Regions from separate parts of the Homo sapiens genome. Here region 1 is linked to region 2. A link is an interaction called in ENCODE POLR2A ChIA-PET data of the cell type or tissue named here. Cell type or tissue: K562. All regions are shown on one strand. Links, peaks and the distances in the headings refer to the core of each region. The heading gives the core; the rest is flanking DNA.

Region 1 (9,358 bases), core at 2,842-6,841, 220 kb after region 2:
TTTACGTATTTGTGTTGAGCGTCATTCAAAGCCATCCTGGGCCGCATATGACCTGTGGGCCACAAGTTGGATAAGCTTGCTCTACAACACTGATCTAGTCAAGGATTTTTTTTTCTTCTTCTTTTTTGGCTATGACCTTGAATGCTCAAACAACAAAAGCAAAAATAGGCAAATGGGGTTGCGTAAAACTAAAAAGCTTTTGTACAGCAAAATAATTAACAAAGTGAAAAGATACTCCACAGAGTAGGAAAAATATTTGCAAACCACACATCTGGTAAACGTTTTGTATATTAACCCTTTAAGGAACTCATGCAACTCAATAGCAAGAAAACCTGATTTTTAAAATGGGCAAAGGACATAAAAATGGCCAACAGGTTCATGCAAAACCGTTCAGCATCACTAACCATTAGGGAAACGCAAATTGGAACTACAGTAACAATCGGGAGGAAAAATGACAGAACACTATGTCAATTAAGAAAAAGAAACACAACCACACAATGGGACGGCCCCTCATCCTGTTAGAATGGCTAATATCAAAAAGATGAAAGTGGGCGAGGATGTGGAGGAAAGCTATTTGTTCTCTATTTAGAGTTTGGAAATAATATGTTACGATCTAATTAAGACCCTAACAGTCTCTGGGGGGATGTTATAGCAACAACCGCTGTTACAACATTTTTGCAATGTGCCCCACCAAGAGACTGCTGTGAATGAGACCTCCAAGTTTGGAGCGAATCAGAGTGGCCTGCACTGATTCTAAGAAGTTCAATTCAAGGTCATCCTGTTTTTTAAAATCCTCAATTGAGAAGAATTCTAAGCCAGTGTTTTCTTTCAAGAACAACTCCCTCAAGTTTTCTCTGTCTAGAATTTGTGTTCCCAGAAGTGTTCAGGCTCTAGGCTGTACAGGTAATGACGGTGGGAAAACATTCCAGAAAATACGTTTTCAGCTGACTAAAAAGCCAGTGCAGGCCGGGCGCCGTGGCTCAGGCCTGTAATCCCAGCACTTTGGGAGGCCGAGGCGGGCGGATCAGGAGGTCAGGAGATCAAGACCATCCTGGCTAACACGGTGAAACCCCGTCTCTACCAAAAATACAAAAAATTAGCCAGGCGTGGTGGCGGGCGCCTGTAGTCCCAGCTACTCGGGAGGCTGAGGCAGGAAATTGGCATGGAGCTTGCAGTGAGCCGAGATCGCGCCACTGCAGTCTGGCCTGGGCAAAAAAGCGAGACTCCGTCTCAAAAAAAAAAAAAAAAAAGCCAATGCAGAGGGTTTTGCCTTGCTAGAACACAAATGTGACTTGAACTCTGCATTGTTTTGCCTTCGTTTTCACACTGGTTCTGCTCTTCTCTGTTAGGTTACCACATCAAAGGCAGATCCTCCAGTAGCAACAGGGTTTAAGTGTGAGGCTTTTTTTTTGAGACAGGGTCTCCCTCTGTCGCCCAGGCTGGAGTGCAGTGGCACGATCTTGGCTCACTGCAACCTCCGCCTCCCGGGTTTACACCATTCTCCTGCCTCAGCCTCATTAGTAGCTGGGATCACAGGCGCGTGCCACGAGGCTGAGCTAATTTTGTATTTTTTTTTTTTTTTTTTTTAGTAGAGAGGGGGTTTCACCATGTTGGTCAAGCTGGTCTCGAACTCCTGGCCTCGTGATCTGCCCGCCTCGGCCTCCCAAAGTGCCAGGATTACAGGCATGAGCCTCCACGCCCAGCCCAGTGTGGGGCTCTTGAGCCATGCTTGTCCGAGGTTCCCTACCTACTTGATTACAAGATCTGCTTCTGCAGAAGCTGCAACGGGTTTGGGTGTCAGGAGTTTTAACTGGAACAGCTATTCTACTTGCACCAGTAAATCAGGTAAGAAAATCTTAGTTAAAGATCTAAAGTTTGGCCAGGCACAGTGGCTAACGCCTGTAATCCCAGCACTTCGGGAGGCCAAGGCAGGTGGATCACCTGAGGTCAGGAGTTCGAGACCAGCCTGGCCAACATGGTGAAACCCTGTCTCTACTAAAAATACAAAAATTAGCCGGGCATGGTGGCAGACACCTGTAGTCCCAACTACTCAAGAGGCTGAGGCAGGAGAATCACTTGAACCTGGGTGAGTCAAGATCGCAACATGGCACTCCAGCCTGGGCAACAGAGACTCCATCTCCAAAAAAATAAATAAATAAAAAATAAAGTTTGTATTTATGGCCTGTAAATAGCAGTCAATCAGCAAGTTGCCTTGGAGCCACCATTTAATGATGGAATTGAATTAGATGGCTTCGAAGGGTTTTCTGTACCAGAAAGGGACTGACCAGGTAGGTACTCCAGGAATACCCAGGCTTTGGCTTCACTGGGCTTACCATGTAGAAGAAGACACAAACGTTTGAAGTAGAAAAATAAGGGATTTAAATAACAGTGTATCCCACAGTAGAATGATGCCTTGTGGCCATTTAAAAGCATAACTCCTAATTCTTTGACACTTTTGCCCATTGAGGGGTGGGGTCTATGTCTCCTCTCCTTACACCTGAATGGACTCAGGAGTGTTCCCACCAATAAAACATGGCTTAAGTGACACTACATGGCATCCAAGGCTAGATTTGGAAAGGCTGTGCAGCAGCAGCCTCAACCTCCCAGGCTCATGCCATCCTCCCACTTCAGCCTCCCTGGGAGCTGGCACCACAGGTCTGCACCACCACGCCTGACTAGTTTAAGTTTTTTGTAGAGATGGGGTTTCATCATGTTGCCCAGGCTGGTCTCGAACTCCTGGGCTCAAGTGATCCACCCACCTTGGCCTCCCAAAGTGTTGGGATTACAGGCGTGAGCCACCATGCCCAGCCCCACTTAGATCTCTCTAGTCATCCCTCTGGGGACACTCTCAGAACACATCAAGTGAGAAGTACGAGAGGCCACATGCATGCTGTGGTCAATAGTCCCAGCTGGGCCCAGCCTTTGATTCATCCCAGTTCAGGTCCCAGACACATGAGTGAAGAAGCTTCTGGATAATTCTAGCCCCCAGCTTTGAGTTTTCTCAGCTGAGGCCTCAGACATTGTAGAGGAGAAATGGGCCATCCCTGTTGTGCCCTGTCCAAATCCTCCACCCACAGAACCTGTGAGCATAATAAAGCAGTTGTTTATACCACTAAGTTGGGGGTGTTTGTTATGCAGCCATAGTCACTGGGATCCACCTAAATTAAGAAAAAAAAAACCTGTTCCAATTGTGTGCAAAAAGATTAGAGATTCCAGCACAAAGCAGGTACTCAATAGGCATTTTGTTGAAAACAGGAGAAAGCACTTTGTGCCGGGCGGGAAAGGAGGAGCATGGAGAGAACAGAGAGAGCCCCGAGACTGGAGGCAGGAAGGGGACATGTGTGGTGCAAGACAGAGTGAATCAACCAAATGGCCAGATGACAGGGTTCAGACAGGAAGTGGTGGGGCTTGAGGGTGGAGAGGGAGGGTGGCACAGATGAAGAGGGACTATAGGCCCTTTTCAGCCTTGCCACACACAGCAAGGTGCATCATATACAGGGCATGATCCCCAGCACAGGGCCCCGGGCCTTTGTTGCAACACCTGTCTCCTCTTGCTCTAGGCGCATTACAAGGTAAGGAAGGATTTAGGGCAAAACTTAAATCCTCATATGAACGAAGGCACTTGGTATTTACAGAGGTCGCACTTCCCAACCGCCACTACAGCCAGCCATGGAGGCCACACCGAAGAGTTTGGATTTTCCCTGTAGGTGATGGGGGACCACTGAAGGCTTCTTAATAGTGGCTCGACAATTCCAAAGCTACCCTTTTTTTCTTCTTTTTTTGAGACAGCTCTATCAGCCAGACTGGAGTGCAGTGGCGTGATCTCGGTTCACTGCAACCTCTGCCTGCCGGGTTCAAGCGATTCTCCTGCCTCAGCCTCTGGAGTAGTTGGGATTACAGGTGTGCGCCACCATGCCCAGCTAATTTTTGTATTTTTAGTAGAGATGGGGTTTCACCATGTTGGCCAGGATGGCCTTGAACATTTGACCTCGTGATCTGCCCGCCTCGGTCTTCCAAAGTGCTGGGATTACAGGCGTGAGCCACCGTGCCCAGCCTCCAAAGTTACCTTTTAAAAGATGGCCTTGGCAGGGCGCGGCAGCTTCATGCCTGTAATCCCAACACTTTGGGAGTCCGAGGCGGGCATATCACCTTATGTCAGGGGTTCAAAAGCAGCCTGGCTAACATGGTGAAACCCCGTCTCTACTAAAAAAAAATACAAAAAGTAGCCGGGCGTGGTAGCGTGCGCCTGTAATTCCAGCTACCCGGGGAGCTGAGACAGGAGAATCACTTGAACCCGGGAGGCGGAGGTTGCGGTGAGCTGAGATCGCGCCATTGCACCCCAGGCTGGGCAACAGAGAGAGACTCTGTCTCAAAAATAAAAATAAGAAAAATAAAAAAGATGGCCTTGAGGCCGGGCACGGTGGCTCATGCCTATAATCCTAGCACTTCAGGAAGCTAAGGTGGGCAGATTGCCTGAGCTCAAGAGTTCGAGAGTAGCCTGGACAACATGGCAAAACCCCATCTCTACTAAAAATAAATAAATTTTAAAAATAAAAATTAGCCAGGTGTGGTGGCGCGTGCCTGTAGTCCCAGCTACTTCAGAGGCTGAGGCAGAAGAATCACTTGAACCCAGGAGGCAGAGGTTGCAGTGAACCAAGATCACGCCACTGCACTCCAGTCTGGGCGATAGAGTGAGACTCTCTCTCCAAAAACAACAACAAAAAGATAGCCTTGAAAGCAATGAGCAGGAGACGGGGGAGGGGGGGTGTTGGAGAGTGGAGTGGAGAGGGGAAGGAGGAAGCGAGGAGAGGGTAGTGGAAAGGGGAAGGAGGGAGGAGAGAGTGGAAGGAGGGGGGAGAGGGGGAAGGAGGGAGGAGAGGGGGAAGGAGGGGGAAGAGAGGGGGGAGGAAGGGGAAGAGAGGGGGAAGGAAGGGGGAGAGAGGGGGAAGGAGGGGGGAGAGGGGGGAAGGAAGGGAGAGAGGGGGAAGGAAGGGAGAGAGAGAGGGGAAGGAGAGGGGTGGAGAGAGAGGGAGTTGGGAAAACCATTTAGAGGACGTTACTTTTACTGGATGGAAGGTCTTGACTGTGAATGGTCCAAGTTCTTGGTGTCTTGGACAGAGTTGAACAAAACACAAGAAGCAACAAAAGATAAACAAAACAACGAAGTCAGGAAATCACAGACTTATTAGAACAAAAGTACAACTCACAGAACGGAAGCAGGTTAGAGCAAGCGGCCGAAGACTTCCCGTTATGATGGTCTTCAAGGGTTTTTATTAAGCTAAAAGTATTTGGTAACACCCCTACGTGCCCATTAGAGGGCTCCAATTGGTTACACTCTATGAAGGATTGGCCCGTGACCAATCAGAGGCTAAAGTAGAGATTCGTCCGCGCTTAATCAGAGGCCAAAGTGGAAACTTCTGTCTCATCACAGGAGTGAGGATGTGGCCGGTCTGCTGCCTGTCTGCTGCCTAATCTTGCCTAGAACTGGCTGCACCTGCTGGTCTTTTGCTTCTACCTTAACCCTTGGTTACCCTAATTCCCTGTTCTGCCTCATTACTGTATAATCCAGATCTGGATTGATAGCCTTATGGAAGAATGTTGTCGAGAAAAGAGATTTTGTTTGTTAAGAAAAACACAACATACAAGGACTTATTACCTAAAGGTATCATAAGAGTCCATCATTTAAGACAGGGGTGTCCAATCTTTTGACTTTTCTGGGCCACATTCGAAAAAGAATTGTCTTGGGCCACACATAAAATACACTAACAGTAATGATGGCTGATAAGTTTTAAAAAAAAAATCGCAAAAAAAGTCCAATGTTTTAAGAAAGTTTACAAATTTGTGTTGGGGTGCATTCAAAGCTGTCCTGGGTCATGTGTGGCCCGTGGGCCACAGATTGGACAAGTTTGATTTAAGAGCATTTTTAACCCAGTCCTCAGGGGATGAAATGGTATTGGTGAACATATTTGCATTTTTCTCCTCAATAACCTTATGAGTTGCTTAGGGAAGACTCAGGCTGGGAGTGGAATCAAAATGTCACTGGCTTTTGAGCCAAGTGTCCCCTCAGGACATGTTTGATATCTATGGGGCCCAGGACCAATGGGTTAGCAGCTATTTTCATACAGCATTAAAATGAAGGAAGGCAGCAGCTGGGAGCTTTGAAACACAGCTCACCTGCTGAAGCAGCCTTCTGTTACCAAAGCAAAGCTTGCTGCTGTAGCCCTCCAAGGACCCCATGAGTGCGAAATGTTCTCGGCTACCTCTTGTTAGGAGCTTTCAGGGTTGCAGAAGTCCAGTCTTCTCATTTTAGAGATGAGGCCAAGTAAATTTTCTGAGTCAGCCACCAACAGTCACCAACCAGAAATAACATCATTAACTTGGAAGGTAGATTTTACAGGAAAAGGCCAAGAAGCTCTAGACAGTCTTGAATGGAACTGTTTTTTTTCTTTCTTTTGTTTTTTTTTTTTTGAGAAAGAGTCTCGCTTTGTCATGGGATCTCGGCTCACTGCAACCTCTGCCTCCTGGATTCAAGCGATTCTCCTGCCTCAGCCTCCCGAGTAGCTGGGACTACAGGCGTGTGCCACCACACCAGGCTAATTTTTGTATTTTTAGTGGAGATGGGGTTTCACTATGTTGGCTAGGTTGGTCTCAAACTCCTGACCTCAGGTGATCCACCCACCTAGGCTGCCCAAAGTGCAGGGATTATGGGCATGAGCCACTGTGCTCGGCCTTGAATGGAATTCTTTACATTTTATTCATATTAGGTTGTTCAGACTCACAAGGAATGAAAAGATAGTCATTAACTTGTTCTTTTAAAAAAGTATTAAAAATTCAGCCCAGCGAATTTTTATTTTATGTTAATTATTTTATCCTTTAGAAATAAAATGTTACAGAGGCCAGGCGTGGTGTCTCATGCCTGTAATCCCAGCAGTTTGGGAGGCCAAGGTGGGTGGATCACTTGAGGTCAGGAGTTCAAGACCAGCCTGATCAACGTGGTGAAACTCCATCTCTACTAAAAATACAAAAATTAGCTGGGTGTCGTGACGGGCACCTGTAATCCCAGCTGCTCTGGAGGCTGAGGCATGAGAATCACTTGAACCCGGGAGGCAGAGATTGCAGTGAGTCAAGATCATACCACTGCACTCCAGCCTGGAGTTTGAAAACTTTATATAAATGGTATCATGTTGTATGCATTCTTTTGCAACTTGCTTTTTTCTGTCTACATTATGTTGGTGTCTTCTCTCTTGGTGCTTATAGCTATCATCTCATTCGTTTTTACTAGAATATGGCTTCATAGTCCATTGCATATCACCTGGGTGCCTGTAATCCCAGCACTTTGGGAGCTGAGGCAGGCAGATTATTTGAGGTCAGGAGTTCGAGACCAGCCTGGCCAACATGGTAAAACCCCATCTCTACTAAAAATACAAAAATTAGCCAGGCGTGGTGGTGCATGCCTGTAATTTCAGCTACTTGGGAGGCTGAGGCAGGAGAATCACTTGAACCCGGCAGGTGGAGTTTGCAGTGAGCTGAGATGGCACCACTGCACTCTAGTCTGGGTGACAGAGCGAGACTCTGTCTCAAAACAAAACAAAACAAAACAAAACACATTCCATTGCATATCACAACCGATTTACCCATTCTGCTGTTGATGGACATTTGGGTTATTCCTCCTACTGCTCTGAGTATTCTTATGTGTGTCCCCTGGAACACATGTTGCAAGGGTTTCTCTGGGGCGTTACCTACCTAGGAGTGAGATTGCTGGATCCTAGGCATGTGCATCTTCAGTTTCACCAGATGATGCCAGATTGTTTTCCAGAGCCATTGTTTCAATTTAAAATCCCAACAGCAAAGTTGCACTTTCTTTCAACACTTGATTTTGTCAGATATTTTTTCATCTTTGGCAATCTGGTGGGTGTGAAATGATGTCTCATTGTATGGTAGTTTCCATTTCCCTAACAGTTCTTTTTTTTTTTTTTTTTTGAGACAGAGTCCTGCTCTATTACCCAGGCTGGAGTGCAGTGGCATGATCTCAGCTCACCGCAAACTCCGCCTCCCGGGTTCAAGTGATTCTCCTGTCTCAGCCTCCTGAGTAGCTGGGATTACAGGTGTCCACAACCACACCCAGCTAATTTTTGCATTTTTAGTAGAGACGGGATTTCACCATGTTGGTCAGGCTTGTTTCAAACTCCTGACCTCAGGTGATCCACCTGCCTTGGCCTCCCAGAGTGCTGGGATTACAGGCATGAGCCTGGCCCCCTGCAACCTCTGCCTGCCGAGTTCAATCAATTCTCTGCCTCGGCCTCCGAATAGCTGGGATTACAGGTGCCCACCACCACACCTGGCTCATTTTTGTATTTTTAGTAGAGATGGGGTTTCACCATCGTGGCCAGGCTGGTCTGGAAATCCTGACCTTGTGATCCACCTGCCTCGGCCTCCCAAAGAACAGTTCTTAACAGTTTTTTTTTTCTTTTTTTTGAGACAGAGTCTCACTCTGTTGTCCAGGTTGGAGTGCAGTGGTGTGATCACAGCTCAACGCAGCCTCTCCATCCTTGGCTTAATCAATCCTCCCACCTCAACCTCCTGAGTAGCTGGGACTACAGGCACGTGTCACCATGCCTGGCTAATTTTTGTATTTTTTGTACAGATGTGGTCTCACCATGTTGCCCAGGTTTGTCTCAAATTCCTGGGCTCAAACAATCTGCCTGTCTCAGCCTCCCAAAATGCTGGGATTATAGGCATGAGCCACCACAACTGGCCCTTTTTGACTCTTTTGTAATAATACAATTATTACGATATTGTAAGTATTGTAAAATAATATTACAATATTATAAAATTCTATTCTTATTCTATAAGCTTTTTTCTATTTAAATATTTTTATTTTTTTTCTTTTTAAACTTTTTAAAATCAACATCAAGTGGCTGGGCGCAGTGCTCACGCTTATAATCCCAGCACTTTGGGAGGCCGTGGTGGGCAGATCACTTTAGGCCAGGAGTTCGAGACCAGCCTGGCCAACATGGCAAAACCTCATCCCTACTAAAAATACAAAGATTAGCTGAGTGTGGTGCCCGTGCCTGTAGTCCCAGCTACTTGGGAGGCTGAGGCAGGAGAATCACTTGAACTTGGGAAGTGGAGCTTGCAGTGAGCCAAGATCATGCCACTGCACTCCAGCCTGGGCAACAGAGACTCCATTTCAAAAACAAAAACAAAACACAATGCCAAGAGACCTTAATAAACTTTTTATTAAAAACTAAGACACAAACACACATATTAGCCTAGGCCTACACAGGGTCAGGATCATCAGTATCACTGTCTTCCACCTCCACATCTTGTCCCAGTGGGTGGTCTTCAGGGGCAATAA
Region 2 (9,358 bases), core at 248-4,247:
TGGGCGACAGAGCAAGACTCCGTCTCAAAAAATAAAAATAAAATATACAACCAAAGGCAGTATTCACAGAGGTATTTCTTGGGAATAAAAGAAGGAATATAGTCATTCCTTGGTATTCTCTTTGGTGTCCAGAGTTACTTAAAAATTCTTGGTGTTTATTGCCTTTTAGTCACAGGGATACACCTTTTATTCATTTATTTATTTATTTACCAGTCTCATTTAGCAGTAGGAATGCATCTTAGCATTTTTATACTGCTGCTCAACACAGTGCTTCATCGTTTCAATTTGTTGAAAAGATTTTAATTTGGGCAGTGCATTAGTAGAAAAGCAGTTAATAGTTTTGAGAGTTTTGTGAAGCCCTTCTTGATTATGTATGTAGGGAATAAGGCAAACCAGAATACCATGGGAGTCAGTAAAATGAGATACGGAGGCAATTTCTCATGAAAGGGATGTTCTTCCTCACTTTTCTCTTTTTTAAGCCATTCAATTTGTATTAAAGTGTCCTGGAAAATAGTCATTCACACTAATGGAGAATTTTTACATTTTTCTGCAGTAGTGGTGGGGGTGGTGGAGGAGGCGGCGGCGGTGGAGGTGGAGGTGGTGGCAGACGTCGAGATTCTTACTATGATAGAGGATATGATCGTGGGTATGACAGATATGAAGACTATGATTACCGATACAGGTAATGTTTTAACTTGAGCTTTCTGTTCTAAATTAGATGATAGTAGTGTTACTTGGCACTTTTATGTTGGATACATATGAATAAAAACTTGATTTTTAAAATAGATCATATATGACGCCTTTGGGAGCAGAAGTTAGCAGTCTGTATATGTCAGTATTTTGTTGTGCTATATACTTTTCTGGTCTCATTGGCAGAAAGAGAACTTAATATTAAGTAGTTATCACCTTAGGTACATTATTATTTTGAATGATGAGGAATTTTTATTTTCATCTGCCTCAGTGGAGTGATTATATAGTATGCTAAGTAATCTTTCATTTCTTACAGAAGACGATCACCTTCTCCTTATTATAGTCGATATAGATCACGATCAAGATCTCGTTCCTACAGCCCAAGTATGTGAACTTTACTTTTGTAGCATAAAAAACCTCATTTCTAATTAATGGCTTACTTTAGAATATTAGAGTATAAGGTGGAAGGTGGCAGTTAATAGTTGGAAAAATATGAGGCAAATTAAACTATAATTGTTAACTTTTTTTTTTTTTTTTTTTTTTTGCTTTTTCTCTTTTAGGACGCTATTGATAACGGAATGGTTGCAATTAAGGACATTTTTTTTCCTCTTTTTTTTTTTTTTTTTTTTAATTCTGAGATTTCCCCAAGCTGTGGATTCTTCCTACTCCTTAAGAAAAAAACTTTGGTTTATTTAGCATCTACACTTTTGTCAGTTGTGTTGCTGTTTTCCACCCATTTTATTATACTCTTAAAAGATGTAATTGTTGTCATTTTGAACAGTTAAACATCTTGAGTATAAAAAGAACCCCAATGTTATGTTATGCTTTGTAAATTTTTTTTTTTGCTTTTACCTAGATAAACTTCTAGCTAATCAAATAAGGAAAGAAACTGTCTTTTTAAAGCTTCTTTTGTGTTAGATACTGTATTAGAGATCTGCATTTATCATGAGTTCCTTTTTTTTTTTAACTTTATTTTTGGGAAAGTAACACATGAAGTAGTTCAGTCATGTCAGGTTTGTCTGGGGTGGAATGGAACAGTCAGGTAGTTGAAAGTTTTTTTTTAGAGATGAAAAGCTTGTGAACTCCTGTAAAACATGCTGTATTTGAAATACATCTGTTAAAACTTAAAAACTAAAGTGTGATTTTTTTTGTTGTTGTTAAGTTTATTGAAGTTTATTCCCTTAATCAGTGAAGGACAACCCTTATTTATTACCTAGAGCAGTTGTATAATTCGCTGTTAGAAATTTTGGTATTGGGACAGTGGATAAGCAGGTTATCACATAGCATAGAATTCTTAAAAGATACATGTGGGGAAAAGTAGTCTCAAATAAAAGCTAATTTCTTTGAAAATGGGATTGTCTCTTTATTGTGGTACCATGGAGAAATATGATTGAGGAACTGGTCCTTCCTTTTCCCTCACATCCCCCCAGTGTGTATTTATATGAAAGTTTACCCATCCTGAGTTTTAACTTCCCAATATTTCTCATTTTTAAAAATATTTTTTCTTACACTAGAATGTTATTCCTTGTCTTTTCTTTGGTTCTTTTAAAACCCTTGTTTTTCTTCTCTTTTGGGGGAGACCGAATTGTAAATATTGAGAATATTCAGTACCAGCACCATGCTGAAGGAAAGATAGGTAGCTAATACCTTTTTTTTTTTGAGACGGAGTCTTGCTCTGTCACCCAGGCTGGAGTGCAGTGGCGCGATCTCGGCTCACTGCAAGCTCCGCCTCCCGGGTTCACGCCATTCTCCTGCCTCAGCTTCCCGAGTAGCTGGGACTACAGGCGCCCACCACCACGCCCGGCTAATTTTTTGTGTATTTAGTAGAGACGGGGTTTCACGGTGTTAGCCAGGATGGTCTCGATCTCCTGACCTTGTGATCCACATGCCTTGGCCTCCCAGAGTGCTGGGATTACAGACGTGAGCCACTGCACCCGGCCTACTTTTTTTTTTTTTTTTTTTTTTTGGAGACAGAGTCTCGCTCTGTTGCCCAGGCTGGAGTGCAGTGGCGTGATCTCAGTTCACTGCAAGCTCCACCTCTCTGGTTGACGCCATTCTCCTGCCTCAGCCTCCCAAGTAGCTGGGACTACAGGCACCCACCACCACGCCCGGGTAATTTTTTGTATTTTTAGTAGAGGGTTTTCACCATGTTAGCCAGGATGGTCTCGATCTCCTGACCTCGTGATATGCCCGCCTCAGCCTCCCAAATTGCTGGGATTACAGGCGTGAGCCACTGCGACCGGCCTATAGGTAGATAATATCTTAAGAAGTCTAAATATATTCCAGTAGGAAACACACTTAAATAACTGTAATGTAAAAGAAGAAGAGGGTGTTTCAAGTGACCTTTAAAAAAAGGTGTTGGGCAGCTGGGCGTAGTGGCTCTCACACCTGTAATCCCAGCACTTTGGGAGGCTGAGGCGGGCGGATCACGAGGTCAGGAGATTGAGACCATCCTGGCTAACACGGTGAAACCCCGTCTCTACTAAAAATACAAAATAATTAGCCAGGCATGGTGGTGGGTTCCAGTAGTCCCACCTACTCAGGAGGCTGAGGCAGGAGAATCACTTGAACCTGGGAGGCAGAGGTTGCAGAGAGCACCACTGTACTCCAGCCTGGGCAACAAAGCAAGACTCCATCTCAAAAAAAAAAAAAAAATTTACTGTTTGAAAGTCCTGTCCTTTTTAAGTATATTTTGTGACTAGGGAGCTGAGCTCAGTAGTGTGCACCTGTAGTCACAACTAGGGATGCTGAGACAGAAAGTTATTTTGAGCATAACTACTCAAAATAGAAATAAAAGCTTAGATATTTCTGGACCTCCACTTTTTCTGTTTACTATTAAGATCTAAATGTGGCCGGGCACTGTGGCTCACACCTGTAATCCCAGCACTCTGGGAGGCTGAGGTGAGTGGATCACCTGAGGTCAGGAGTTCAAGACCAGCCTTGCCAACATGGTGAAACCCCATCTCTAATAAAAATACAAAAAAAATTAGCTGGGCATGGTGGTGGACACCTTTAATTCCAGCTACTTGGGAGGCTGAGGCAGGAGAATCTCTTAAGCCTGGGAAGCATAGGTTGCAATGAGCTGAGATGATGCCATTGCACTCCAGCCTGGGCAACAAGAGCAAAACTCCATCTCAAAGATATAAGTGTTTTCAACTGGCGGGTAAGAAAAACTGCTGCTGTTGGTTCTCTAACTTCTTACAACGGTGGTTCCCACTTAATCTTATTTAGGTCCTGGAGCCCTAAAAAAAAAATCTGAAAAACCTGCAGTCTGTCTTCCCAGAAACACTTGTGTGAAACGTTCTGGTGTTTTTGTGTTGAGACAGGGTCTCACTCTGTCACCCAGGCTGGAGTGCAGTGGTGGGATCACAGCTCACTGCAGCCTCGACTGCCAGACTCAAGCAATTCTCCCACTTCAGCCTCTCAAGTAGCTGGGACTACAGGCGCACGCCTTCATGCCTGGCTAATTTTTGTACTTTTTTGTAGAGAAGAGGCTTTGCCATGTTGCCCTGGCTGGTCTCAAACTCCTGGGCTCAAACAAATTGACCTCCCTCAGCCTCGAAAAGTGTTGGGATTACAGGTGTGAGCCACCACGTCCAGCAGAGTATTTGGCTTTTAAATTATAATCTTGTGCATAGAATAAGATCTATAAGAATATACACCAGGGGCCGGGCTCACGCCTATAATCCCAGCACTTTGGGAGGCTGAGGCAGGTGGATCACGAGGTCAGAAGATCGAGACCATCCTGGCTAACATGGTGAAACCCCGTCTCTACTAAAAAATACAAAAAATTAGCTGGGCGTGGTGGCGGGTGCCTGTAGTCCCAGCTACTCGGGAGGCTGAGGCAGGAGAATGGCATGAACCCGGGAGGCGGAGCTTGCAGTGAGCCGAGATCACGCCACTGCACTCCAGCCTGGGTGACAGAGCAAGACTCAGTCTCAAGAAAAAAAAAAAAAAGAATATACACCAGCCTGGGCGTGGTGGCTCACGCCTGTAATCTCAGCACTTTTGGGAGGCCGAAGGCAGGTGGATCCACCTGAGGTCAGGATTTTGAGACCAGCCTGACCAACATGGTGAAACCCCATCCCTACTAAAAAAAAAAAAAAAAAAAAAAAAATTAGGCATGGTGGTGGGCACCTGTAATCCCAGCTACTCAGAAGGGTGAGGCAGGAGAATCACTTGAACCCAGGAGGCGGAGGTTGCGGTGAGCCAAGATGGCACCACTGCACTTCAGCCTGCACAACAGACGGGGACTCCGTCTCAAAAAAAAAAAGAATATACACCAATCTCCTCATAGTAGTTACCCTGTGGAGTGGTAATCTGTGGAGAGAGGAGGTAAGATGAACATTCATAAAACCAATAAAACAGTTTTATGCTGGGCACTATGTTGCCTATGCTGGAGTTCAGTGTCTACTCACATGATCATAGGACTCCTGCACTCAAGCAACCCTATTGCTTTGCCCTCAAGAGTAGATCTGTGTGCCACCAAGCCTGGCCCTTGCTTGTTTAGGCTGTCATTGCTTATCAATGTTAGAACTTTTTTTTTCTTTTTTGAGACGGAGTCTTGCGCTATGGGTTGCCCAGGCTGGAGTGCAGTGGCACGATCTTGGCTCACTGCGACTTTCATCTCCCGGGTTCAAGTGATTCTCCTGCCTCAGCCTCCCGTAGCTGGAATCACAGGCATGTGCCACCACACCCAGCTAATTTTTGTGTTTTTAGTAGAGATGGGGTTTCACCATGTTGGCCAGACTGGTCTCGAACTTCTGACCTCAGGTGATCCACCCACCTTGGCCCCCCAAAGTGCTGGGATTACAGGCATGAGCCACCGAGAACAGTTTGAATTGCACAGCAACTTGAACTATTACACACAAATACATATTGCTTTGCTGTGGCAATTAAAAGCCCAGCATTTTAATGTATTCCTATCCCTGATGTCACACTTAATGCTTTGGGTTTTTAGTATGAATTTTCTTTTTCCCTCCCAATTAAGTTAAAATTAAATGAATCAAATGGTCAAAACTAGTGCATATTTTTATTCTATGAAACAATTCAGATACTTATTGACATTAAAAGATCAGGGGAGGAGTCTTTGAGCATACTCTGGCTAGGGAAGCTGCTCAATAATTGGAAAAAAAAAAAAAGAAGTGTAACATCCATAGGAGTAATGAATATAGAAAACAAGGCTGGGCACAGTGGCTCATGCCTGTAATCCCAGCGCTTTGGGATGTCAAGGTTGGCAGATCACCTGAGGTCAGGAGTTCAAGACCAGCCTGGCCAACATGGCGAGACCCCGTCTCTACTAAAAATACAAAAATTAGCTGGTCATGGTTGGGGATGCCTGTGATCCCAACTACTCAGGAGGCTGAGGCAGGAGAATCACCTGAACTCAGGAGGCAGAGGTTGCAGTGAGCTGAGATCATGCCACTGCATTCTAGCCTGGGCAATAGAGCAAGACTCTATCTGAAATAAATAAATAAATGTGGGGGAGGCCTTTTTTTATTTTTTAAAAAAAGATGGGAGTTACCAGGCGCAGTGGCTCATGTCTGTAATCCCAGCACTTTGGGAGGCCGAGGCTGGTGGACCTGGGGTCAGGAGTTCGAGACCAACCTGACCAACAAGGTGAAATCCCGTCTCTACTAAAAATACAAAAATTAGCCAGGCATGGTGGCAGGCGCCTGTAGTCCCAGCTACTTGGGAGGCTGAGACAGGAGAATTGCTTGAACCCAGGAGGTGGAGGTTGCAGTGAGCCAAGATGGTGCCACTACACTCCAGCCTGGGTGATGGAGCCAGGCTCTGTCTCAAAAAAAAAAAAAAAGATGGAGTTATACAAAGGAAAATAAGCTTATATACTCAATTATTTACAACACAAAATTATTTTAAAATGACTATCCTATTCACCCGTCAGAGGTGAGAGAATGGATACATGGGTAATTGAGGTACTAGTTTTAGACTGTTACGGAGTATGGCTGCAATCATTAGGAAAAATTCAAAGTATATACAGAGAGAGGAAATGGGGAGTTAGTGTTTAATGGGTATAGTTTCAAGTATGTATATCAAAAAAAAAAATCCACATATATGTAGTTTGTTGCTACATAACTGTTCCTGGTGTACTCTGCAATTTGAAAGTTGTAAAATGATTAAGTAACCAATGAGGTAACTTCCTTGCTTTGTGACTGCTGCACAGAATGGTGCCTGGCATGGAGTAGATGTCCAGTAAATATTTGCATAGATGAATGAGGATAGAGGAGTAATTTAAAGAGCTAAAGTGTAAGGGCAGTGTGACAGAAGGGATCTAGGCTGAAAATAATCGTGACAACCCTAACAAAGGTTAAAAATCACTTTTAGTAATCTGTGTAATGAGGGAAGAAAAATGGCAGTTTAATTATCATTAAAGTGTTGGTGCTTAAGTTGCCTTAAAAATTCATTTATGGTGGGGTGCGGTGGCTCACGCCTGTAATCCCAACTCTTTGAGAGGCCAAGGCAGGCGGATCACGAGGTCAGGAAATCGAGACCATTCTGGCTAACACGATGAAACCCCGTCTCTACTAAAAATACAAAAAATTAGCCGGGTGTGGTAGCATGCGCCTGTGGTCCCAACTACTTGGGAGGCTGAGGCAGGAGAATGGCTTGAACCTGGGAGGCGGAAGTTGCAGTAAGCCGAGATCATGCCACTGCACTCCAGCCTAGGCAACACAGCAAGACTCTGTCTCCAAATAAAAAAAGAAAATTCATTGATATGGAACACTGGGATCCCTGATAATGTCAGATAAGTTAACCATTCTATTTGACATTCACAAGAATATCAAGTGCAAACATGTCACAATAGGCTGGGCGTGGTGGCTCACGCCTGTAATCCCAGCACTTTGGGAGGCCGAGGCAGGCAGATCGCCCGGGCTCTGGAGTTCAAGACCAGCCTGACCAACATGGAGAAACCCCGTCTCTACTAAAAATACAGAATTAGCTGGGCATGGTGGCTGATGCCTGTAATCCCAGCTACTCGGGAGGCTGAGGCAGGAGAATTGCTTGAACCCGGGAGGTGGAGGTTGCAGTGAGCTGAGATCACGCCATTGCACTCCAGCCTGGGTAACAAGAGTGAAACTCTGTCCCAAAAAAAAAAAAAAAAGAAAAAGAAAAAAAAAGTCACAATGGAAAATGTTCTTTTTTAAAAACTTAAAAGGGATATGGATTTATATTCTTTTTTTGAGATGGAGTCTCACTCTGTCGCCAGGCCCAGGCTGGAGTGCAGTGGCGCAATCTCAGCTCATTGCAACCTCTGCCTTCCGGGTTCAAGCGATTCTCCTGCCTCAGCCTTCCGAGTAGCTCGGGACTACAGGCGCGCGCTACCACTCCCAGCTACTTTTTTCGTATTTTTAGTAGAGATGGGGTTTCACCAATTGGCCAGGATGGTCTCGATCTCTTGACCTCGTGATCCACCCACCTCAGCTTCCCAAATTGCTGGGATTACAGATGTGAGCCACCATGCCCAGCTGGATTTATTTTCAAATACTAACAAAGCTATTGATACATTATTTTCACAAACTTCCAGCTGAAATGTAGCATTTCCTTCAACAATGAATGTAGGCAAAGTTTCAAACCTTTGTAAAGGCATACACATATATTTGTAATCAAACTTTTAATAAAACTTTTTTTGTTTTTGTTTTTTGTGTTTGTTTTTGTTTTTGGAGACGGAGTCTCACTCAGTCGCCCCGGCTGGAGTGCAGTGGCGTGATCTTGGCTCACTGCAAGCTCTGCCTTCCAGGTTCATGCCATTCTTCTGCCTCAGCCTCCCAAGTAGCTGGGACTACAGGCACCCGCCACCAAGCCCAGCTAATTTTTTTGTATTTTTAGTAGAGACGAGGTTTCACCGTGTTAGCCAGGGTGGTCTCGATCTCCTGACCTCGTGATCTGCCCGCCTCGGCCTCCCAAAGTGCTGGGATTACAGGCATGAGCCACCGTGCCTGGCCAAAATTTAACATTTTAAAGTACGATTTGTATGCTTTGGTTGTTCTTAAGGTAATTTAGAGTTTATACTATTTTTTAATAACAAATTACTAAATTTGTTATTAAAGTGCAAAGCTCAAATGAAGAAAATGAAAAACATTTGTTGTCTTTTATGTATGTATCCTGAATTCATATTACTGTATGGGAAAACCTAGTACTATAAATATTTCAATCCTTACCTTCAAATGTATATTATTGTGCACTTCACGGAGTTAGAGTGAGAATGCTATGTTCAGCAGGGTGTCTTAAGTTAAACATTCAGACTTAGAAAACCGTTAGTCCACATTTGGCATATTCACTTAGAAAAATACAGGATAGGATGCAGCAAGTAGGGCAGTGCCAGGCATTCCACAGGGATCCTTGTAGCAGTTCACGCAGCAATACAACTTAGGTCTGAGATGTGAGATCCACATCACGCAAGTGCACAAGACACCTGGTTTTAAAAGTTTTATGACCTGTTACCCACAGGCATAGCTTCTAAGCTTCCTGAGACATATGCCTCTTATGTCATTGCACTTAAGATGTAGGGTCTCCATTGGATACTTTAGTTTCTCCCAGTGAAGACGCAATTTACCAGTCAAATCATTTTTACCACAAGCAATGTTGTAACACAGTTGACATACTAGCCTTATCAGGGTGCCAGAGAAACAACTAGAAATTTAATGAA

The links. Peaks named below come from ENCODE experiments on the same cell type or tissue, not always from the same donor. Only the 100,000 strongest peaks of a DNase experiment are listed, where the experiment ranks them.
Region 1: POLR2A ChIA-PET joins it to region 2 with 5 read pairs; 13 of 35 experiments call an interaction of 5 or more read pairs at or near these places.

The regions. Positions count from the first base shown.
Region 1 is chr7:23,281,852-23,291,209 of GRCh38, reverse strand. No RefSeq gene overlaps it. Among named protein-coding and RNA genes, the nearest start is that of MALSU1, 13 kb to the left of the region's middle. In K562, for the core only: no CTCF peak of the experiment used is centred there; a DNase peak (open chromatin) is centred at 5,319.
Region 2 is chr7:23,497,462-23,506,819 of GRCh38, reverse strand. TRA2A (transformer 2 alpha homolog) reads left to right here. Exons shown (of 8, transcript NM_013293.5): 6 at 554-682; 7 at 1,007-1,074; 8 at 1,251-2,040. The coding sequence ends at 1,261. Among named protein-coding and RNA genes, the nearest start is that of TRA2A, 30 kb to the left of the region's middle. In K562, for the core only: no CTCF peak of the experiment used is centred there; no DNase peak of the experiment used is centred there.